Linked DNA regions of Homo sapiens: regions 2, 3 and 4 are each linked to region 1. Evidence: read pairs that join two places in POLR2A ChIA-PET (ENCODE). Cell type or tissue: CD4-positive, alpha-beta T cell. All regions are shown on one strand. Each heading gives the region's core, and the rest is flanking DNA. Links, peaks and the distances in the headings are about the cores only.

The links. ChIA-PET counts read pairs that join two places held together with the same protein. Peaks named below come from ENCODE experiments on the same cell type or tissue, not always from the same donor. Only the 100,000 strongest peaks of a DNase experiment are listed, where the experiment ranks them.
Region 2: POLR2A ChIA-PET joins it to region 1 with 12 read pairs; 17 of 35 experiments call an interaction of 5 or more read pairs at or near these places.
Region 3: POLR2A ChIA-PET joins it to region 1 with 5 read pairs; 6 of 35 experiments call an interaction of 5 or more read pairs at or near these places.
Region 4: POLR2A ChIA-PET joins it to region 1 with 6 read pairs; 2 of 35 experiments call an interaction of 5 or more read pairs at or near these places.

What each region holds. Positions count from the first base shown.
Region 1 is chr4:2,835,360-2,840,956 of GRCh38, forward strand. It overlaps SH3BP2 (SH3 domain binding protein 2), which reads left to right. Exons shown (of 13, transcript NM_001122681.2): 13 at 1-5,597. Among named protein-coding and RNA genes, the nearest start is that of ADD1, 5.7 kb to the right of the region's middle. RefSeq lists enhancers at 130-179, 1,845-2,842, 2,795-2,984. In CD4-positive, alpha-beta T cell, for the core only: no CTCF peak of the experiment used is centred there; a DNase peak (open chromatin) is centred at 2,892; H3K4me3 peaks cover 1,369 bases; H3K27ac peaks cover 4,201 bases.
Region 2 is chr4:2,784,011-2,789,607 of GRCh38, forward strand. No RefSeq gene overlaps it. Among named protein-coding and RNA genes, the nearest start is that of SH3BP2, 6.3 kb to the right of the region's middle. RefSeq lists enhancers at 1,849-1,898, 2,259-2,468, 2,602-3,236, 3,439-3,748, 3,872-4,506 and 1 more. In CD4-positive, alpha-beta T cell, for the core only: no CTCF peak of the experiment used is centred there; DNase peaks (open chromatin) are centred at 1,761, 2,331 and 3,411; H3K27ac peaks cover 3,003 bases.
Region 3 is chr4:2,721,748-2,727,344 of GRCh38, forward strand. All of the region lies in intron 20 of FAM193A (family with sequence similarity 193 member A), which reads left to right. Among named protein-coding and RNA genes, the nearest start is that of TNIP2, 32 kb to the right of the region's middle. In CD4-positive, alpha-beta T cell, for the core only: no CTCF peak of the experiment used is centred there; no DNase peak of the experiment used is centred there.
Region 4 is chr4:2,016,101-2,021,697 of GRCh38, forward strand. It overlaps LOC124900839, which reads right to left. Exons shown (of 4, transcript XM_047416543.1): 3 at 1,570-1,642. Among named protein-coding and RNA genes, the nearest start is that of NELFA, 9.9 kb to the left of the region's middle. In CD4-positive, alpha-beta T cell, for the core only: no CTCF peak of the experiment used is centred there; no DNase peak of the experiment used is centred there.

The DNA.
Region 1 (5,597 bases), core at 360-5,359:
ACGGCAGCCAGCTGCTTCCAGGAACCAGGTGTCCAAGGCCACCTCTGCAGGGGTTTCCTCTTCAGCCTGCCTGGGGTGAGAGGTCAGTGCACCACAGCCGAGGCTGGAGCACAGGGAGCTTCTGTTGTTCTGATCTATCTCTGGAAAACCAGCCATTCCTCCTCCCTGCAGTCAGAATTCTTTGCCCTGTCTGACCTGAACTTGCTTAGGGAGTCATGCCACTCCCCACTGTGGCCATAGTTTCTCTTCCTGTAAAATTTTATTATTTTAGTTTTTTGTTTTTGAGATGTAGTCTCACCCTGTCGCCCAGGCTGGAGTGCAATGCCGTGATCTCCGCTCACTGCCACCTCCGCCTCTCTAGTTCAAGCGATTTTCCTGCCTCAGCCTCCCGAGTAGCTGGGATTCCAGGCGCCCGCCACCACGCCTGGCTAATTTTTTGTATTTTTAGTAGAGACGGGATTTTATCATGTTGGCCAGGCTGGTCTCGAACTCCTGACCTCAGGTGATCTGCCCACCTTGGCCTCCCAAAGTGCTGGGATTACAGGCATGAGCCACTGTGCCTGGCCCCTTCCTGTAAAATTTTTAAATGGAGAATTGGGTGCGAGATGTGGTTTCCAGCCTGGTGCCTGGGGTGCTGAGCTAGTGAGTGGTGCAGTCCAGGACACCTTTGCTTTATGTCACTTACACGGTCACCTGGAGCCGGCTCAAGTGGCTAAAGCATCCTGGGGCCCAGAGCCAGGTGATAGGTCCCTCTGGCCAACTGGACAGTTGAGGCCTGTGGTTACCCGAAGCCCAGCTGGGGCCCTGGTCCAGCCTCGCCTCCCAGACTCTGCACCTGCTAGCACAGCTGTCCACGTCTGTGTGAGCTGCTCTAGGCCGAGGGCCTCAGTTTCAAGAGTGTGTTGGGGTGGGATGGGGCAGGCCGTGGTCCTCCAGCATGAAGAAGGAGCCATGAGGAGTTCCCATGACCTCCCGAGACTTGCCATAAGTGTTCTAGTCCACATATAAGGGTAGGGTTGGGATTACCATTTACTGACCACATCTGTGAGGTGCCGAGCTGGGTGCTTGACATCATTTGCTTGGAGAAGCAGCTGCTAGTAGACCCATTTTACAGGTGAGAGAACCAAGTCTCACAGAGGCCTGGGTTCAAGTCCCACCTCTGCCACTAACTGGCATGTGACCCTATCTATCCTTCACTGCTCTGAGCCTAGACCCTGGCCCCTGCCTGGCTCCCTGCCAGGCTCCCTGCCACCCCTCACGACCTCTGATGGTCGTTGTGGGGGTCTCTTGCCTGGCTCCCAGGGCTAGGGTTAGGGCTCTGGAGGTGCTTTCACTCAACCAAGGGGGCCACAGCACTGGGGAGTGAAACTGCCCCGCCTCACCCTGCGTTGCCCTCTGGGTCTGTGAGGGTGGGCTGGCAGGAGGCCTAGGCCTTGCCCTAGGGGCAGTCCTGCTTCCTCATTTTATAGATAGGGAAACTGAGGCTTTGGGAGGACTCACTGACATACCTACCTTCAAGATGAGTTCAGGTGGGCTCAGTTCTGGGGCTTGGGAAAAGGGCCCCAGTGGCTTTGGGAAGCACCCCCAGCCCAGGGTGAAACATGCTTCTTCTCTTCCTGTGGTTCCATCCGAAGGATTGTGGTGAGCCCCGTGCCTTCAGTTAATAAAGATTTGTATTGTGAAAAGATTTTTTCTTTTTTTTTTGGGACACAGTCTCACTCTGTCGCCCAGGCTAGAGTGGATTGGCGTGATCTCGGCTCAATGCAAATCTCCAGGGTTCAATCGATTCTCCTGCCTCACCCTCCCATGTAGCTGGGATTACAGCTGCCTGCCAAATTTTTGTATTTTTAGTGGAACCGGGGTTTCACCATGTTGGCCAGGCTGGTCTTGAACTCCTGACCTCAACTGATCCGCCCACCTTGGCCTCCCAAGTGCTGGGATTACAGGCGCGAGCCACGGCGCCCAGCCTTGAAAAGATGTTTTTAGAACCAGAAGAAACCTCGGTTCCCACTGATCCTTCTGGGCCACGTTGTGCGGAGCTCCCCTGCTGGTTGGGGCTCAGCGCAGCCCCAGGGAGGTGCTTCCTGCACCTCAGGATGGGCGAGGGTGGGCATTGGGGGAGAGGGGGACCTGGGACCTGCGGCTTAGTTCCCTGAGGCAGGCAGGGCTTATTGGGGCCATTTCATAGAAAGGCAGATTGAAGCTCAGCAGGGAAGAGGCTTTTGAGGGTGATCCAGGCGCTGGAGGGATGGCCTAGGACACCAGGGTCACACCAGGAACATGGGAGGGCCGTGCTTGTCTCTAGACGAGGGGAATGGGGGAAGGGCCACAACCTCTGTTTCTGTGACCCAGCAGCATCAAGCCCCTCGCTGGGCACCTCGCACACACCCCCTGCCTTATCTCTGCCTGCACGCCCTGTTCCCTCCACCTAGACTGCCTGCTGAGGGGGCAGTGCCAGGAGGTTGCCTGTCCTTGGGGAAGAGGGGCAGTGACCCTGTGAAGATGCTTGACAGACAACCCCCACCACCTCAGAAGTGTGTGTGAGTGGTGAACCCTTTTAAGCCATCTTCCAGCCATTCTCACTGGAGGGAGATTTGATGGGTACAGAGCAGACCCCTACCTGTCTACCCTCCTTCGGACCCCTAGGAAGCTTCGCAGGCCTTCCAGGCTGCCAGACAGCTGCCCTGGCGTTGCCGTCTGCTTCTTCCCTGGCCCCACTCTGAGGGGCTCAGAGCTGAGGCAGAATCCCTTTTTCATTCATTTCCTGCAGAATAAAACAACATACAGAAAAGTGAATAAAACATAAATGCACAACCTAACACACTGTTAGGAAGTGAACGATCTGCAACCACCATCAGGAAATAGTTTTGCCAGCACCCAAGTGCCCTCCCCTCACAGTGTCACTTCCGGCCTCTCTGCCCTGGCTTATGTGAGTCTTGTGTTCTTGTTTTTCTAAAAAGTCTTCAGCACCCAATTATGCAGGCATTGCAGTATTTTCCTGTTTCTGTGCTTTATCCCCTTGAATCATACAGATGCAAATTCTGGCAGCTGGCTTCTTTGGCTCGTTATTATGTCTGTGAGATTTATTCATGTTGCTGTGCGTAGTATAGTTTGTGCATGTTCATTGCTAAAAACTTCCATTGTTTGGCTGTATCGTAGTTCACAGATTCATTTCACTGTCAGTCAAGCTTGTCCAATGCATGCAGCCCAGGATGCCTTTGAATGTGGCCCAACACAAATTTGTAAACTTTCTTAAAACATTATAAAGATTTTTGTTTGCGATTTTTTTTTTTAGCTCATCAGCTATAGTTAGTGGTAGTGTATTTTATGCGTGACCCGAGACAGTTCTTCCGGTATGGTCCATGGAAGCCAAAAGATTGGACATGCCTGCTGTAGATGGACAGTTGGTTTGTTTCTAGTTTGGGGTAACTACACACAATGCTGCTAGCAACAGTTTTGTCCATGTCTCTGATGCACGTGTGTTTTTTGCAAATGGTGCACAAATTTTTCTAGGGTTTGTACTCAGGAGTCTGACTCCTGGGTTCTAGGGTATGAAGATCTTTCTAAATATTGTTCTAGTTTACGTGCCCACCAGCAGTAAAACAGAATTCCCTTGCCTTCCCATCCTTGGCAGACATTTCACTTTTGCCAGTCTGGTGGGGTGTATAGTTATGGCCTTAATTTGCATTTAGCTAATTACCAAGGAGATTGAGCATATTTTTATGTTTTTATTAACCATTTTGATTTTGTCTCCTGTGAAGTGTCTATCATCTTTTGCCCATTTTTTAACTTGTTGTCTTTTTCTTTTTCTTTTCTTTTTTTTTTTTTCTGAGACAGGGTCTCACTCTGTTGCCCTGGCTGGAGTGCAGTGGTGCAATCTCAGCTCACTGCAGCCTTGAGTCAGGCTCAGGTGATTCTCTCACCTCAGCCTCCCAAGTAGCTGGGACCACAGGCCCACACCACCAAGCCCAGCTAATTTTTTGTATTTTTAAGTAGAGACGGGTTTCATCATGTTATGCAGGCTGCTCTCAAACTCTTGAGCTCAAGCGATCTGCTGGCCTCAGCCTCCCAAAGTTGGGATTATAGGCGTGAGCTACCAGATTTTTTCTTATTAATCTAATAATTCTTTGTATAGTCTTGATATTATCCATAATGTGTATTGCAAATATCTTCTCTAACTCTGGCTTGACTGTTTATGGTGTCCTTTTTTTTTGGGGGGGGTTTTTTGAGACAAGGTCTTGCTCTGTCACCCAGGCTGGAGTGTTATGGCACAATCTTGGCTTATTGCAGCCTCAATTCCTAGGCTTAAACAGTCCTCCCACCTCAGCCTCCTGAGTAGCCGGAACTACAGTCACGCACTTCCATGTCCAGATAATTTTTTTTTTTTTTTTAGAGATAGGATCTTACTATGCCCCAGCTGGTCTCAAACTCCTAGACTCAATGAGCCTCCCATCTTGACCTCCCAAAGTGCTGGGAGTACAGGCATGAGCCACTGTGCATGCCAGTTCTTATTTTTAATGCAGTTGAATTGATCAGTGTTTTCATTTTGGTTAGTGCTTTTTGTGGCTTAAGAAATTCTTTCCAGGCTGGGTACAGTGGCTCACACCTGTAATGCCAGCACTTTGGGGGCAGAGGCAGGAGGATTACTTGAGCTCAGGAGTTTGAGACCAACCTGGACAACATGGCGAAACACCATCTCTACAAAAAATACAAAAATTAGCTGGACATGGTGGTGCGTGCCTGTAGTCCCAGCTACTCAGGTGGCTGGGGTGAGAGGATTGCTTGAGCCCAGAAGGTCAAGGCTGCAGTGAGCTGTGATTGTGCCACTGCACTTCAGCCTGTGAGACAGAGTGAGACCCTATCTCAAAAAAAACCAAAAAAAAAAAAAAAAAAAAGAAAACCACTGAAATTATTTCCACTCCAAGGTCATGAAGATAGTCTCTTAGATTATATTCTGAAATCCTTATAAATGTAAATTTCATATTTAGGCCTTTAATTCACCTAGATTTGGTTTTTTGCATATGGTGTGAGGTAAGGATTCACTTTCATTTTTTTCTCTCCATAGGGTTACACACCTGTCCTATCATTGTTTGTAATCTAACTTTCTGCGCCCATCTGCAATGCCACCTCTGTCATATGTCCACATATGACATATGTAGATCTGTTGTTGGATTCTTTCCTCTGTTCCATTAGTCTGTCTGTTCTTGTGCCAATATCAAGCTGTCTTCATTATTATCAATTATGTATTGAGATCTGATAAAGTAAGTCTTTTCCACCTTATTTTTCTTCTTTGAGAGTGTCTTGACTATTCTGGCTCTTTGTATTTTCATGTAAGGTTTTTCTCCCATATAAGTTTTAAAATCAGCTTGTCAATTCCAACAACAATGATGCACTTGATAGTTTGGGAATTTATTATAGCTATCAATCAGTTTTGGGAAAATTGACGTCTTTACAATATTGAGTTTTCTGATTCATGAACATGGTTTACCTCTCTTTCCATTTGGGTCTTCTTTAAGGTTTACCAATAGGATTTTATATTTTTGTCCATTGTGGTCTTGCTTATCTTAAGTTTGATTTGTAAATATTTTATGTTTCTT
Region 2 (5,597 bases), core at 220-5,219, 51 kb before region 1:
CTGGTGAGCTAGTGTAATCTTTTGCAGATGTTAAAGAACCTTGTTTCGTCATATTACCAGAATTGTTTTCCTGGTTCTTTCTCATTTGGGTAGACTATGTCAGAGGGAAGATCTGGGACTCAAGGGCTGCTGTTGAGATTCTTTTGTCCCACAGGGGTGCTCCCTGGATGTGGTGCTCTCCCCTTTCCCCCAGGGATAGGGCGTTCTGATAGCCAAACTGTAGTGATTGTTCTTTATCTTCTGGATCTAGCCACCCAGTAGAGCTACCAGACTCTGGACTGGTACTGGGGAGTGTCTTCAAGGAGTCCTGGGATGTGATCTGTCTTCAGGTCTCTCAGCTGCGGATACCAGTACCTGCTCCAGTGGAGGTAGCAGGGGAGTGAAGTGGACTTGGTGAGGGTCCTTGGTTGTATTTTTGTTAGGTGCACTGCTTTTGTGTTGGTTGGCCTCCAGCCGGGAGGTGGTACTTTCAAGAGCCCATCAGCAGTGGTAGGATCAGGTGGTGGATAGGGCCACAGAGCTCCCAAGAAACTATGTCCTTTGTCTTCAGAGTTCCTCAGCTGTCCCATGGAGCCTGCAGCGGCAATCCACCTCCTTCAAAGGAGTCTGTGGATTCTCTCAGCTTTCCTGGTATATTCCTGCAGTAGTTCTTGGAGCAAAAGTTCATGATGTGGGTCTCCACATGCTTCTCTGTCCATCCAAGCGAGAGCTGCAAGTTAGTCCTGCCTCCTATCCGCCATCTCCCCACAATTGTGGTTCTTTTTTTTTTTTTTTTTTTCTCCTGAGACGGAGTCTCTCTCTGTTGCCAGGCTGGAGTGCAGTGGCAAAATCTTGGCTCACTGCAACCTCCACTCCTGGGTTCCAGCGATTCTTCTGCCTCAGCCTCCCGAGTAGCTGGGATTACAGACATGTGCCACCATGCCAGGCTACTTTTGTATTTTTAGTAGACATGGCATTTCACCATGTTGGCCAGGCTGGTCTTGAACTCCTGACCTCTGGTGATCCACCCGCCTCGGCCTCCCAAAGTGCTGGGATTACAGGCGTAAGCCACCACGCCCGTCCAACTGTAGTTCTAAATCACCATCATGTTCCAAAGAAAGACTGACCAACGGGACTTGAATGCTGTAGAACAGTCTTCATTGCCTGAACTTTGAATTGTTCGGTTTTGATCCGTTTGGTTCACCGAGCCTCCTGTTAAGGAGTGTGCTTCAGTTTCTTGTATCATCCTCCCAAAAGCCGTCAGAACAGTCTCTCTGATACGCTGTCCCCTCAAGTGTCTTAAATGCTTGTATGCAGCCATCCTTAGTACATCAAATGGTCTCATCACAGTTAGAGGAACAAAACATGAAGAAAACATCATCATCCAACTAACTTGACACGGTGAATATGAATTTCACACTGAGACCAAACAAATCCATTATGATGGTGACAGAAAGTGACGCCAGTGCCCAAGGTTTCAGTCAATCTCTCAAAATTGAGAGGCTGCCTAAAAGAGGCAAAGGTTAAATTAACTTAAATTTGGCCTAAAGCTGCCTCAGCATATGGCAAACCCTAACCTGCCTTAATCTGTAAATAAACTGCAGCCTGGGAGTATACTCAAGCTGCAGTTTGTTTACAGATTAAGTCAGGTTAGGGTTTGCTATAGTCACAGGACTCTTTGGAAGAAGTCACTGAGTCTCGGCCCATCAGAGCAGCTGAGCTTTCAGCCAGTCACAGGCTGCAAACTACTCAGGCAGGTTCAAAGAAGGCAAGCACCCAGTTGTAGCCAATCAGACGATTTCTGTGTCACTTCCTTTTTCTGTCCATAAATACTGCCTGCCCAAGTTGCTGGATGGAGCTCTCTGAGCCTCTACTGGTTCGGGGTGCTGCCTGATTTAGGAATCATTTCATTGCTCAAATAAACTCTGCTAAATTGAATTCATCTAAAGTGTTTCTTTTCTATTTTTCTTTTCTTTTTCTTTTTTTTTTTTTTTTTTGAGACAGAATCTCGCTCTTGCCCAGGCTGGAGTGCAGTGGCACCATCTCGGCTCACTGCAACCTCTACCTCCCGGGTTCAAGTGACTCTCCTGCCTCAGCCTCCCAAGTAGCTGGGATTACAGGCATGTGCTACCACACCTGGCTAATTTGTGTGTTTTTAGTGGAGACTGGGTTTCACCATGTTGGCCAGGCTGCTAAGTAGCTTCAGGGACGAGAAGGTGTAAGGATGTGAAAAGCACCTGGTACTGTACCTGGCACAGCAGGTACTCCAGGAGGGCTGAGGGTGTGCACATCCCTGACTGGGCCTCACACCATCACAGGCCAGACCTTGTTCAGCTCTGCGTCAGCACCTACCCCCCCACTCCCCTGCCGCCTCTTCAGTGTGATGGGAAAGTCCCCACCCTTGGGGTCCTGAGTCTTCTGCTGTTCCCGCCAGCTCTGGGCTGGGTGGGGCAGCTCATCTTTCCAGCTTCACCCCCTGTCAGAGGCCGGGAGGAGGGGCAGTGCAGGCTGGGGGCTCAGAGACAGGGCTACTGGGCCAGAGCCATTCTGAGCTACTTGGTGGGCCCCAGTATCACCGCCGATAGAACCCCACCCTCCACAGGCTCACTGAGGGCAGCTGGCCACTCCTGACCCTGGGCTGGGCACATCAGGGGTGCCCCTGAGTGGAGAGGTGGCACTGTAGGGCATCACAGTGTTGGGGGTTCGCACATAAGAGCCCATGTCATCGGGGAGAGGGTGGCACTTTGGGGAGGGGTGTTCTCAGGGCCGTAGCAGGGGCCTTTAGGGCTGCCAGCATGGTTTAGGGGACCCACAAGTGTGGAATTAAGGCCAAGGTCCACTCCCAAGGATGGAGAAGTGGAAGGGGGAGGGAGTGGTCCTCTGGGTCCTCGGCTGGGCAGGCGGCTGAAGGCCTGGTGAGACCCCTTCAGAACCCACTTGAGGCCAGGTGGGACGGGGAGTTCTGGGTCCCAGTGGGGCGAGTCCCTCATTCACTCCTGCCAAGGCAGCCCAGTCCTGCCACGGCCATGGGAGAGGCCTGGGGAGTCGAGGTGGGAGCAGCCCTCAAGTGTCTCCTGGGGTCCCCTCTCCCAGGAGGCCTCCCAGGCTCATCTGTTCTCTTGTTCCTTCCTGCTCTGGTCGTGAGGGGCTTTGCTGTCACGCAGGTCACCTTGCACCCTCATGTCTCAGTGTCCAGCGCTGGCTGGGGAAGGGCTGGCTGCCTCTCCTGACCCTGGGCTGGGGTGATAGGTGGGGACCCCTTGGGGTGACGTGGGAACCTCACCACTGTTGAAGGCCACAGCTTCCCCTTCCCAAGCCCCACATGGGCTTCCCCTTCCAGATCTCAGTGTGTTCCTGAAGGTCACGTGGCTGGCAGGGGGTGGTGGTGGGGGTGGGGGGTGACAGGAGAGGGGGTGTTTTGGAGGGAGGCGGGTGGGGCACGCTGTTGTGTACAAACACCCACCTCCCACGGCACAGGGGCCGGAAGTGGCCCCAGAATAGAATGTGCTGCTTTCAAGTTCCAAATTGGGCTCTGGGGGTGAGAGCAGGCGACTCTGGATGTAAAAATAGAAAAGCCAGTGCGTGCGTGGGTCCTGGGTCCTCCACCCACAGGCCTGGTATTACAAAATAGAGCTTCCTAATGGGACCTGCCTGACACTCTCGTTTTATGTAGAAAATTGACTCAAGCAAACCTCAGAGGACAGAGCCAGCAGCTGACCTGGGCTAGAGGTGTGGCAGCCAGGCAGGCAGGGCAGGCCCTCCTGGGGAGTGCTGGTGGCCTGGGGGCGCTGGCTGGCCCTTGACCTGGCGTGAACTCTGGCTCTATTTCCCTCACTCTGCCCTCTAGCGCTGTGCCCCTGCCAGGAGAGTCCTCCCAGGTTGTGGGAGCCCAGCTCAGTCCTACTGTCCCCAAAGAGCCTTCGCCGACTTCGTCAGCCTTTACCAGCTCTCAGGCTGGCCAGGAAGCCAGGCCTGTCCCAGGCACGAGGGGCAGTGGGCAAGCTGGCTGTGGGCCCCACCCTCCACAGGCTCACTGAGGGCAGCTGGCCAGAAGCCCACAGGCTGGGGCCACCCACTGAGGATGTTTTCTGAGCAGGGCCCCGTGTTGGACCATCCTGGGGACCAGAGCCACTGGAAGAGCCCTGACCTCAAGGCGCCCCAGCCTAGGGGGTGGGATGGGGTGGTGAGGAAGGCTAGTTCTGGGCAGTGTGGTGGGATGTAGGTGCACATCTGGGCATGACTGTGGGGGTCTGGGGAGGTCCCCTGGGGTAATGCTACTGAGCTGGCTTTCCCGGGATGACGCTGGAGGGCAGTGGAGGCAGAGGGGAGGCCAGTGTGCAGGGCACTCTGGCGTGGGGTCTGGCTGAGACCTGAGCGGGCCTCCATGCTTCCACCCCTCAACCAGCACACACGTCCTACCATCCCACCCAACCTCCACTGCTCCCCCTCCAGCCCCAGGCTGCTCCTTTCCCCTTCATTCGGTAAAGGAGAAAATATTCCCCATCCCACCCAGGGCAAGGCGTGAGGCAGCCAGGCCTGGCCTGGGATGCAGAGATGGCCCAGAGCCTGGGAGGGGCCACTCCTGTCCAGCCTGCCCTCCCTGCCAGAGTGCCTGCCACCAGCCCAGCCTCCTGGGAGAGATGCCAGCCCCCAGCCCTGTCCTCAGAGCCAGACTGATGCCTGCGTGTGAGGCCCAGCCTGCCTCCTCAAACTCCTCTTCCCATGAGCCACAATCCTCCCCCACACCCCCTCTGCCCCTCCCTCCAGTGCTGGGCTGTGTGGCCAGGGGACTGGACTGTGTGGCAGGATGACTCCACACAGCCTCCCCCAGGGAGTGGGGATTGGGGGAGGTAGGGTGGGAACCTGTCCCCTCCTATCCCCAGGGAAGCAGGTGGGAAGCCTGTGGCCTTGGCCCTACTCAGGAATTGCCTCTCCTAGCGAGGCGGCCTGGTGAGGTGGTACACTGTATCACTGTGGGGCCACTCCTGGGGACAGGGACAGGTGGGAGGGCAGGGTCCATGCTTCCAAGGTCCTCTGGACACGGGACCCAGGTGGCAGCTCCAAAACCTGGCTAGGATGGGCACAGTGGCTCATGCCAGTAATCCCAGCACTTTGGGAGCTGAGGTGGGTGGATCGTTTGAGCCCAGTAGTTCGAGACCAGTCTGGGCAACATGGTGAGACGCTATTTCTACAAAAAAATAAAAAATATAAATAAATAAAAATTAGTTGGGTGTGGTGGCACATGCCTATAGTCCCAGCTGAGGTGGGAGGCTCACCTGAGCCCAGGAGGTTGAGGCTGCAGTGCCACTGCACTCCAGCCTGGGCAACAGAGTGAGACCCTATCTCAAAACAAAAGAACAAAAACAAAACCTACCTAGCCCCTTCCTTGGGGCTGCCCCTTGAGGCCTTTGTCTGTTCATTCACCAATCATGCACTGGGAGTCTATTTTGTAACTCAGGTGCCCTGGAAGCAGAGCCCAGACCAAGGGAAGCGAGGGGTCCAGGCACACCCGCCAAGGGTGATCTAGGGGCAGGAATGGCAAGTGCAAAGGCCCTGAGGTGGGAATGTGTCTGCGGTGCTGGAGGAGACAGGAGGCCAGTGTGGCCAATGCTAAGCGG
Region 3 (5,597 bases), core at 204-5,203, 110 kb before region 1:
TTGAAGTTGTGCCTCCCGTGCAACCCCACAAACAGCTGCACACTTGTGTGCACGACTAGAGGTTCTCCTGCATGTCCCGGGGGCGGGGCAAACGTGAGGCAAGCAGCAGCATCTGTCTGTTCACTGCCATGTGTTCATACCGCAGTGAAGACGAACAGACTGTCACCTCATGGAGAACTCTCACAGACATAACATTGAGTGAAATAAGAAGCTGTAAGACCATGTACATACAGTGCAGTTCCCTCGATATGAGGCCACACAGCACAACCATACTAACATTTAGGATGTCATAGAGAAGTCACGAAATTACCAAGAACTATGGTGAACTAATTACTCCAAACCCTAGGGCTGTGACTACCTCTTGGGAGAGGACAGCACGGCGCCACGGTTAGCAGTGTCAGGTTTTGTGACCTGGGGGTGCTGTGACTCAGGATTCTCCCTGCTGGTTATGTGGCTGTCCTGTGTGTCAGACACCGTGTGCATGTCTCACGTAGTCTGCAGTCGACAAAACAGGCCTGATGCAGAGGCCACTGTGTCTCGGGTGCAGGTGGTGTGGGGAGGGACAAAGCCAGGTCACACTGGGCCTGGGACCTTAGAGAGCAGCGTGAGCTCTGTGCCCATGCTGCAAGAACCTGTGGAAGCTGTGCAGTGGTTTGGATTGGATTTCTTCCTTGAATGGCTTGGAGCAGGAATGTGGTTGATGTTCTTGAGCATTCTATTCCAGCTGCTGTGTCCAGAAGGGGCTGGGGGACAGGGTCACACATGCACTAATGGAAACAGGATTAGTGATTGTCAGAGTTAGGAGGGGACAGCAGAGGCAGAAGGTAACATCACAAACTCAGGGCTTGACCAGCTAGGGACAGGGAAAGAGAATTTGGATTCTGGGAGATGACACAGTCAGCCCTTCCAGTTTAGGGGAGTGAGGGGATCAGTCTCATAGAGGCTGCAAGGCAAGAACGCTGTTGGGCATTCACGAATGTTTGTGGTTGAATAAACAAGCCACAGTTTAAGCAACCATAATTAAACCTAATGGATGGGTGACAGTAATAACCATTTTCAGGTTTCATTCAAGTTTAGAGACAAATAAGTAAGTAAGTAAGAGACAGGGTTTTGCCACATTGCCCAGGCTGGTCTGGAACTCTGGAGCTCAGAGGATTCTCAAACCTTCCAGAGTGCTGGGATTGCAGGAATGAGCCACCACACCTGGTCCAGTGTTTCAATTTTGCTTACAAAAGTATACTTTAGGCCGGGCGCAGTGGCTCGCACCTGTAATCCCAGCACTTTGGGAGGCCAAGGCAGGAGGATCACGAGGTCAGGAGATCGAGACCATCCTGGCTAACACGGTGAAACCCCACCTCTACTAAAAATACAAAAAAATTAGCCGGGTGTGGTGGCAGGTGCCTGTAGTCCCAGCTAGTCAGGAGGCTGAGGCAGGAGAATGGCGTGAATCCAGGAGGCGGAAGTTGCAGTGAGCCAACATCACGCCACTGCACTCCAGCCTGGGCAACAGAGCGAGACTCTGTCTCAAACCAAAAAACAGTATCCTTTAGGCCAGGCACGGTGGCTCATGCCTGTAATCCCACTTTGGGAGGCCAAGGCGGGTGGATCATGAGGTCAGGAGTTCAAGACCATTCTGGCCAAAGATGTTGAAACCCCCTCTCTACTGAAAATACAAAAATTAGCAAGATGTGGTGGTGGGTGCCTGTAATCCCAGCTGCTCGGGAGGCTGAGGCAGAGATTTGCTTGAACCCAGGAGGCGGAGGTTGCAGTGAGTTGAGATCGTGCCACTGCACTCCAGCCTGGGCAACAGAGCAAGACTCCGTCTCAAAAAAAAAAAAAGTTTGAAGTAAAAAAGACTAATTTAGAATTTAAAATTTGATTTTAGGAAGTATGTCAGATATCAAAGGTTTAAAACACTTGATATCAAAATAAGATCATCACAAAAGAAGTTATTCATTTAACCAAACTAATAATTCAAAGGTTTCAAAAAGCAAAAACCTTTATGTTTTGATAGGAGACTCTGGTTTTGGAGGGTTGGGGTTTCTGGGTTTTTTGTTTGTTTGTTTTGTTTTGTTTTTTTGAGACAGGGTCTCACTCCATTGTCCAGGCAGTGGTGCAATCACGGCTCACTGCAGCCTTGACCACCAGGCCCAGGTGATCTTTCCACCTCAGCCTCCTGGGTAGCTGGGACCACAGGCGTGCTCCACCACCCGCTGCCTGAGACTCAGTTTTCTCAACAGTCAGAAGACATAATGAAAATGGCATGAGGCCAACAGAATGTCTTTTTTTTTTTTTTCAGCTTACTCAAAAGATAATTGACAAAGTATTTTATTATCTCTTATTAATACTACATGAAATCTTATTGAAAAGAGAAAACCAGTTGCATCAGTGTATTACTATTAATTGTAGTAAAATCTTTTAAACAGATCCATCTAATTTCAATCAGCTTTGACCACACAGGATTTCCATAAATCTTTTATAACCTCTTAGAATTTTCCCATTCACTTCCTTTTCCCAACTTTCTATATTCATTTATTTTCTTTTCCATCTGTTTTTCAACTTAAGACCACTTTTAAATAACCTCTAAACTAGTCAAAATCACTTTTTCCTTTGACAAAACCACATCCTCATGTTTTTCTTATAACCTTCCTTACCAAAACACATCTTACTTTTTCTTATGTATTTTATATGTAGAACTGTTTTCCTGCTTATCTCTACTTTGAGTTACCATGTTAGTCAGAATTTTAGCTTTTAGTAACCTTAAATTATAGTGAAAACTTAAGAAATAAGCAATTATTAATATTTTGTTTATCTGAAATAAGCCAGGCACAGCGTTCACACCTTGTAATCCCAGCTCTTTGGGAGGCTGAGGTGGAGGATCACTTGAGCCCAGGAGTTTGAGGTGTGAGCTGCGATTGTGCCGCTGCACTCCAGCTTGGGAGATAGAGTGAGACCCTGTCTCAAAAACCAAACAGAGGATAAAGAATTTAAGCTTTCCAGTCAATGAAGCTTTACATTATTGGCAGAAATCATGTCAACAAACAGAAAAGCGGGCTGAGAAAGTGCATATCGTTATCAAGGGTTACGGAAGAGAGGAATTCAGTCAACTGAGAAGGTTTTTTTATTATGAATTTTTTAACTTTTTGAGATGGAGTTTTGCTCTTGTCACCCAGACTGGAGTGCAATTGGTGCAATCTCGGCTCACTGCAACCTCCGCCTTCCAGATTCAAGTGATTCTCCTGCCTCAGCTTCCTGAGTAGCCTCTATTACAGGCACCCACCACCATGCCCAGCTAATTTTTTTGTGTTTTTAGTAGAGACAGAGTTTCACCATGTTGGCCAGGCTGGCCTCTAACTCCTGAGCTCAGGTAATCCACCTACCTCCGCCTCCCAAAGTGCTGGGATTACAGGCGTGAGCCACCACACCTGGCCCTGTCTCTATTTTTTAATTAAATTAAAAACTATATATATATGTATGTATATACACACACATATATATGGTGCTTGCCTGGGCAACACAGCAAGACGTCATCTCTACAAAAAGTAAAATCAGCTGGGCATGGTGGCACACTACTGTAGTAGTTCCAGCTACCTGGGAAGCTCAGGTTGGGGAGGGTCGCTTGAGCCCAGGAGGTCGAGGTTGCAGTGAGCTGTGATCGTACCACTGCACTCCAGCCTGGGCAACAGAGTAAGACCCTGTCTCCAAAAAAAAAAAAAAAAAAAAAAAAAAGTAATCACACCAGAGAGGCAGTGAAATGTGAGAGCGGGTACATCCTACCCCTTCCCCCACCTCAAGCTGAGTAATCCACCTGCTGTATTGTATAGACTCTAGATAGAGTGTGGCCAAAGTAGCTGTAAATTAACCTCTTAATGTTGTCATAGGGATAACTCATATCCTGTAGTTCAACAGTTTATAGCCAATCACTATCAATATAATTTCTGTAAAGCAATGAGAATTCTTGACAACTTTTTTTTTTTTTTTAAGGCAATAGTCTTGCTCTGTCACCCAGGCCGGAGTGCAGTGGTATGATCTTGGCTCACTGGACCCTTGACCTCCCAGGCTCACTTGATCCTCCCACCTCAGCCTCCTGACTAGCTGGGACTACAGGCGTGGGCCACCAATCTCAGCTAATTTTTATTTTTATTTTTATTTTATTATTATTATTTTTTGAGATGGAGTCTCGCTCTGGCGCCCAGGCTGGAGTGCAGTGGCGCGATTTCGGCTCACTGCAAGCTCCGCCTCCCAAGTTCACGCCATTCTCCTGCCTCAGGCTCCTGAGTAGCTGCGACTACAGGCGCCCGCCACCACGCCTGGCAATTTTTTTTGTATTTTTAGTAGAGACGGGGTTTCACCGTGTTAGCCAGGATGGTCTCGATCTCCCGACCTCGTGATCCGCCCATCTCAGCCTCCCAAAGTACTGGGATTACAGGCGTGAGCCACCACGCCCAGCCTCAGCTAATTTTTAAAATGTTTAGTAGAGACAGTTCTCATTATGTTGTCCAGGGTGGTCTCAAACTCCTGGATTCAAGTGATCTATCTGCCTCGGCCTTCCAAACGTTGGGATTAGAGGCGTGAGCCACCAAGCCTGGCCCTGATAAACAACTTTTGTAATCACCTCCTCTCCTAATTTGTTCTTTTTTTCTTAAAAACTTGAGTTGTTCTTTCTAACCCCCTTCCCTTTCTAAAGAGGCAAGAGATTTGGGTTTCAGGGAAAAAAAAGGGAAACTGCCTTCTCTGGCCTTGCTTCACAGCATGGGATCCGGGTCCCGGTACTGGCAGTTTGGCTCCGTTCCTCCTGTGGCTTCTTTTTTTTTGGCCTAAATTACACAGCATGCTTTTAAAATTGCTGCTTCCTACTGTTTGTAATTCAGACCTTTTTTCCTCCTTAAATTTGTGACCAAGGCCAGGTACAGTGGCTCATGCCTGTAATCCCAATACTTTGGGAAGCCGAGGCGGGTGGATCACTTGAGGGTCAGGGGTTTGAGACCATCCTGGCCGACATGGTGAAACCCCACCTTTACTAAAAATACCAAAAAAAAAAAAAAAAAAAAAAAAAGCCGGGTGTGGTGGTGCACATCTGTAGTCCCAGCTACTCTGGAGTCTGAGGCAGGAGAATCTCTTGAACCCAGGAAGAGGAGGTTGTAGTGAGCCCAGATCGTGCCATTACACTCCAGCCTGGGCAACAAGAGCAAAACTCCGTCCCAAAAAAAAAAAAAAAAAAAATTGTGACCAGCCGGGCGCAGTGGCTCCTGCCTGTAATCCCACTACTTTGGGAGGCCAAAGCGGGCGGATCACGAGGTCAAGAGATAGAGACCATTCTGGCCAACATGGTGAAACCCCGTTTCTACTAAAAGTACAAAAATTAGCTGGGCGTGGTGGTGCTCGCCTGTAGTCCTAGCTACTCTGGAGGCTGAGGCAGGAGAATCGCTTGAACCCCGGAGGCGGAGGTTGCAATGAGCCGAGATCGCGTCACTGCACTCCAGCCTGGCAACAGCAAGACTCCGTCTCAAAAAAAAAAAAATTGTGACCAATTGCTGTTAGTTTTAAACTGGTGCATGAAGGTGAGTTCTCTCCCTGGCCCTCAAGAGATTTGGAAG
Region 4 (5,597 bases), core at 196-5,195, 820 kb before region 1:
GTGTGAGCCACCGTGCCCAGCCTAGCCTTTTAAATAAGTTGGCAAGACTTTTCATCTATTCTCAGCAGCTGTGTAAAGGCAGGAGTGACCTCTCCCCTGTTGACTTTGTGTCTGCCTCTGGGCTTTCTGTAGAGTAGGTTTAGAGGCCTTTCAAATCTCAGTGCGGCCCTGCCTGCAAGCTGCTAGAGGCTACCTTTGCCTGCATGATCTATCAGAGACTTCTCTGGCTCTTTCCGTTTTAGGACTCCCTCCTGACTTCCTGGAAATTGTGTGGGTCCAGGCTCTGTTTTCTGGTTTGTAAATCCAGAAAGACAGTCAGTTTTCTGTTAGGGTTATCTGCTTGCACCATGCCGGGGCTCCCTAGCTGTCCTCAGGCTTAAGCTTTGAAAATGGCCTTAAAACTCACCAGGATCAGTCAGCTGTGGTGGCTCATGCCTGTGATCCCAACACTTTGGAAGGCCGAGGCAGGTGGATCACCTGAGGTCAGGAGTTCAAAACCAGCCTGGCCAACATGGCAAAACCCCATCTCTACTAAAAATACAAAAATTAGCCGGGCACAGTGGTGGGCACCTGTAATCCCAGCTACTCAGGAGGCTGAGGCAGGAGCATTGCTTGAATCCGGGAGGCAGAGGTCGCAGTGAGCTGAGATCACACCATTGCACTCCAGCCTGGGCAACAGAGCAAGACTTTGTCTCAAACAAACAAACAAATTCACCAGGCTGGTCCTTTCCTCCAAGTTTTTACTTCCCTCCAAAATCCGCTTGCTTTGGTTTATGCTCCAAAGCCTTTAATCAGTGGGAGGGTTGGCCTGTTAGCTATCCCGCCATACTTTTCACTGTTACATGAGTCCATTAAGTGATATGTTTGCTTATTTTTATTCTTATTTTTTTGAGACGGATTCTCACTCTGTCGCCCAGGCTGGAGTGCAGTAGTGTGATCTTGGCTCACTGCAAGCTCCGCCTCCCGGGTTCTGGCCGTTCTCCTGCCTCAGCCTCCTGAGTATCTGGGACTACAAGTCGCCCGCCACCACGCCCGGCTAATTTTTTGTATTTTTATTAGAGATGGGGTTTCACCGTGTTAGCCAGCATGGTCTCGATCTCCTCACCTCGTGATCCGCCCGCCTCAGCCTCCCAAAGTGCTGGGATTACAGGTGTGAGCCACCATGCCCGGCCATGTTTGCTTATTTTTTAAGGTGCCCTAGATCAAATTAAAGAAGTTCCCTTCTATTCCTAATTTGCTACAGGTTTTTAAAAATCATGACCAACATTTAATTTTATCAAATGTTCTTATAAAATGTTTTGTTGTGCATACTGAGATGATTGTATGATTTTTTCACCTTTATTTTGTAAATGTGATGAATTACATTGATTGCCTTTCAAATTACATAAACCTTACTTTCCTAGAATAAGCCCAACTTGGACTATGTTATTCTTTTTTACACGTTGCTAGATTTCGCTTGTTAGTATTTTATCTAGACTACTAATGCTTTGTTCATGAGGAGAGCCTTTACAGTGTTGGGTTAAGTTTATGCAGCCTCTTGCAGTGAGTGGATCCCTCTTCTCACCTTACCTGGGAGAAGCCCTCTAGGTCATCACCACACCAGCAGCCAGTCCTAATCGGCTGCTACGACGGCTCCTGGAAGCTGGAGAAAAAAATGATGACAGAGAAAATGAGGTGGAAGGCTGGGCACAGTGGCTCATGCCTGTAATCCCAGCACTTTGGGAGGCCGAGGCAGGTGGATCATGAGGTCAAGAGATCAAGACCATCCTGGCCAACATGGTGAAACCCTGTCTCTACTAAAAATACAAAAATTAACTGGGCGTGGTGGCTCATGCCTGTAATCCCAGCTACACAGGAGGCTGAGGCAGGAGAATCGCTTGAACCTGGGAGGTGGAGGTTGCCGTGAGCTGAGATCGTGCCATTGCACTCCAGCCTGGGCACCAAGCGTGAGACTCCGTCTCAAAAAAAAAAAAAAAAAAAGAAAGAAAGAAAATGAAAAAAAAAAAGAGATGGAAAAGACAGAGGGGCCTTGGCAGAATATTGAGGACGGGATGAGAATTGAGACCACCTGTGTCCACTTAACTCTTGGGATCAAGAGCTGAGATCACCTGTGTCAACCTGATTTAATGATTATTTCCAGAAAATTCTTTCCAGGAAGATAAAACTAAATCAGTCAATCACTGTTTGCTTCAGGAAAATCTTGCAGAACAATGTATCCTGGCACATAGTTTACCAATCTGGGAACCAGCTCACTCATCAGAACCTTCATCTGGCTGTGTTTCTCTGTCCTGCACTGTTGGGCCATAAGCTCTGTCCTATCCCAATGAGTCCTTGCACTGAAAGACAGACCATCAACCATCTGAGCCCAGATTCTAAAATCCTATGAGGCCAGGCGCACTTTGGGAGGCTGAGGTGGGAGGATTGCGTGAGCCCAGGAGTTAGAGACCAGCCTTGGCAACACAGCAAGACTCTGTCTCTACAAAACACTAAAAAATTAGCCGGGTGTGGTGGAGCACACCTGTAGTCCCAGCTACTTGGGAGGTTGATGGGGGAGGATTGCTTGAGCCCAGGAGGTTGAGGCTGCAGTGAGCTGTGGTTGCACCACTGCAATCTAGCCCGGGCAACAGAGCAAGACCCTGTCTCTAAAAATAAACAAGTTTTCTGGGAGTCACTGTTGAGTTGTTGGCAGTGAATGGTCCTAAATGTTCCCATGGGATTCGGCTGAGACGGCCTCCCCAGGATGGCCTGAGACCTGCGACTGGAACCAGCACTCTCCCCGTGACCCTCTGGTTTTCTTTTGTGAAAGCTCCTTGTGTTCCAGGATTGAGAAAGCCTTCTTACGTGTGCTTTGATTATCTGATGAGATGAAGATTTTGATCCTTGTGGAAACTACTTTGCTCCTAACAACAATTCTGTGTGTCCGTCTGTCCTTGTCACCTTCTGTTGTGAAGAGCTCCTTGGGAAGAGGATGAACTAACACAGGTCTGAATGTCCCTGTCTCAAGGGCACCAAGGGCCAGTGAGTTCAGATCTCGTGAATCCACTGTTCTTATCTAACAAACTAAGTCCTCATCTGCACCTTCAGTTTTGCCTTGTCTTCAGACAGATTCTCTGCTCACGCCTGTCCTCCTAGGGAGACCCTCAGGTCAGCACTGCCTTCAGTGGAGGGTTTGCAACCCCAGGTTGCGAGCTCTTGCCAGGGTGTGTGGTGGCTGGGGTCCTGCCCTCAGGAGGGGTTTCTGCTCCCGGGTGGGCGTGCTCCCGCTGTGACCTCAGTGCTCCCCTTCCCGAATGGTGCCCTTCCCTCAAAGACCACTTCGGGGCCGGGCGCGGTGGCTCACGCCTGTAATCCCAGCACTTTGGGAGGCCGAGGTGGGGCGGGTCATGAGGCCAGGAGATTGAGACCATCCTGGCTAACACGGTGAAACCCCGTCTCTACTAAAAATACAAAAAATTAGCTGGGCGTGGTGGCGGGCGCCTGTAGTCCCAGCTACTCCGGAGGCTGAGGCAGGAGAATGGCGTGAACCTGGGAGGCAGAGCTTGCAGTGAGCCGAGATGGCGCCACCGCACTCCAGCCTGGGTGACAGAGGGAGACTCCATCTCAAAAAAAAAAAAAAAAGAAAAGAAAAGAAAAATTAATTCCTAAAGGATTCCTTTATCAAATAAAAATGGGAAAACGTAAAACTCTTTCAGATCCCTCCAATTGCAATGTGAACTTTATGACCTTTATTGCACTCTTGCTGCAAGCTCCTCCACTGCCCCATCCCTCTTTTATTTATTTTTTTAGAGGCAGGGTCTTCTTATGTTGCCCAGGCTGTTCTTGAACTCCTGAGCTCAGGTGGTCTTCCCCGCTCAGCCTTTCCAGTAGCTGGAGCCCAGGCCCACACCAGCATTCCTGGCTATCTTTCAAAAATTAATTTTCATTTTAATTTTTGTACAGATGGGGTCTTTTTGTGTTGCTCAGGCTGGGATGCCCATTGTTTGAATTCATGTCCTTTCTCTTCTGTTTGGCCAGAAACCCCTAAGGCTCGACTGCCTCTTAAAGGTAAATCATCTCAGAAACAGGCAAGCCCCTTCTCTCTCTCCTTCCTTCTTTCCTTCCTTCCTTCCTTCCTCCTTCCCTCTCTCCCTCCCTCCCTACCTCCCTCCCTTCCTTCCTTCCTACCCTCTTCTTTTTCTTTTTCTTTCTCCTTCCTTTCTTCTTTCTTTTTCTTTCTTTCTTTTCTTTCTTCTTTCCTTCCTTCCTCCCTCCCTCTCCCTTTCTTCCTTTCTTCCCTCTTTCTCTTTATATCTTTCTTTCTCCTTCCTTCCTTTCTCTCTCTCTCTCTCTCTCTTTCTTTCTTTTGTTTTGTTTTTAGAGTCTTGTTCTGTTGCCCAGGATGGAGTGCAGTGGTGCCATCTCGGCTCACTGCCTACTCCGCCTCCCGGATTCACGGCATTCTCCTGCCTCAGCCTCCTGAGTAGCTGGGACTACAGGCGCCCGCCACCATGCCCGGCTAATTTTTTGTATTTTTAGTAGAGACGGGGTTTCAGCGTGTTAGCCAGGATGGTCTTGATCTCCTGACCTCATGATCCGCCCGCCTTGGCCTCCTAAAGTATTGGGATTACTGGCGTGAGCCACCGCACCCGGTCTCTTTCTTTCTTTCTTTCCCTCTTTCTTTTCTTTTCTTTTCTTTCTTTCTTTCCTTTCTTTCTTTCTTTCTTTCTTTCTTTCTTTCTTTCTTTCTTTCTTTCTTTCTTTCTTTCTTTCTTTCTTCTTTCTTTTTTCTTTTTCTTTCCATAATTTCTCTTTCTCCTTCCTTCCTTCCTTCCTTTATTTATTTTTCTTGAGATGGAGTCTCACTCTGTCACCCAGGCTGGAGTGCAGTGGCATGATCTCAGCTCATTACATCCTCCGCCTCCCAGGTTCAAGCGATTCTCTGTCTCAGCCTCCCTAGTAGCTGGGATTACAGGCGAGTGTGACCATGCCTGGCTAATTTTTGTATTTTTAGTAGAGATGGGGTTTCACCATGTTGGACAAGCTGGTCTCGAACTCCTGGGCTCGAGTAATCCACCTGCCTCGGTCTCCCAAAGTTCTGGGTTTACAGGCTTGAGCCACCATGACTGTCCTGGCTTATTTTTTAAATAACAGCTTTATTGAAGAATAATTTATATATTAAAAATTTACCCTTTTGGAAGTCCAAGCCATAGCAATCAGGCAAGAGAAAGAAATAAAAAGCATGCATATAGGAAAAAAAGTCAAACTATCTCTGTGGGGTAAAGAAAGAGAGATCGGATTGTTACTGTGTCTTTGTAGAAAAGGAAGATATAAGGAACTCCATTTTGATCTGTACTAAGAAAAATTGTTTCTGCTTTGAGATGCTGTTAACCTGTAACTTTAGTCCCAACCCTGTGCTCACAGAAACATGTGCTGTATTGAATCAAAGTTCAATGGATTTAGGGCTGTGCGGGCTGTGCCTTGTTAACAATATGTTTGCACGGCATATGCTTAGTAAAAGTCATCGCCATCCTCCATTCTCGATTAACCAGGGACACAATGCACTGCGGAAAGCCGCAGGAACCTCTGCCCAAGAAAGCCTGGGAATTGTCCAAGGTTTC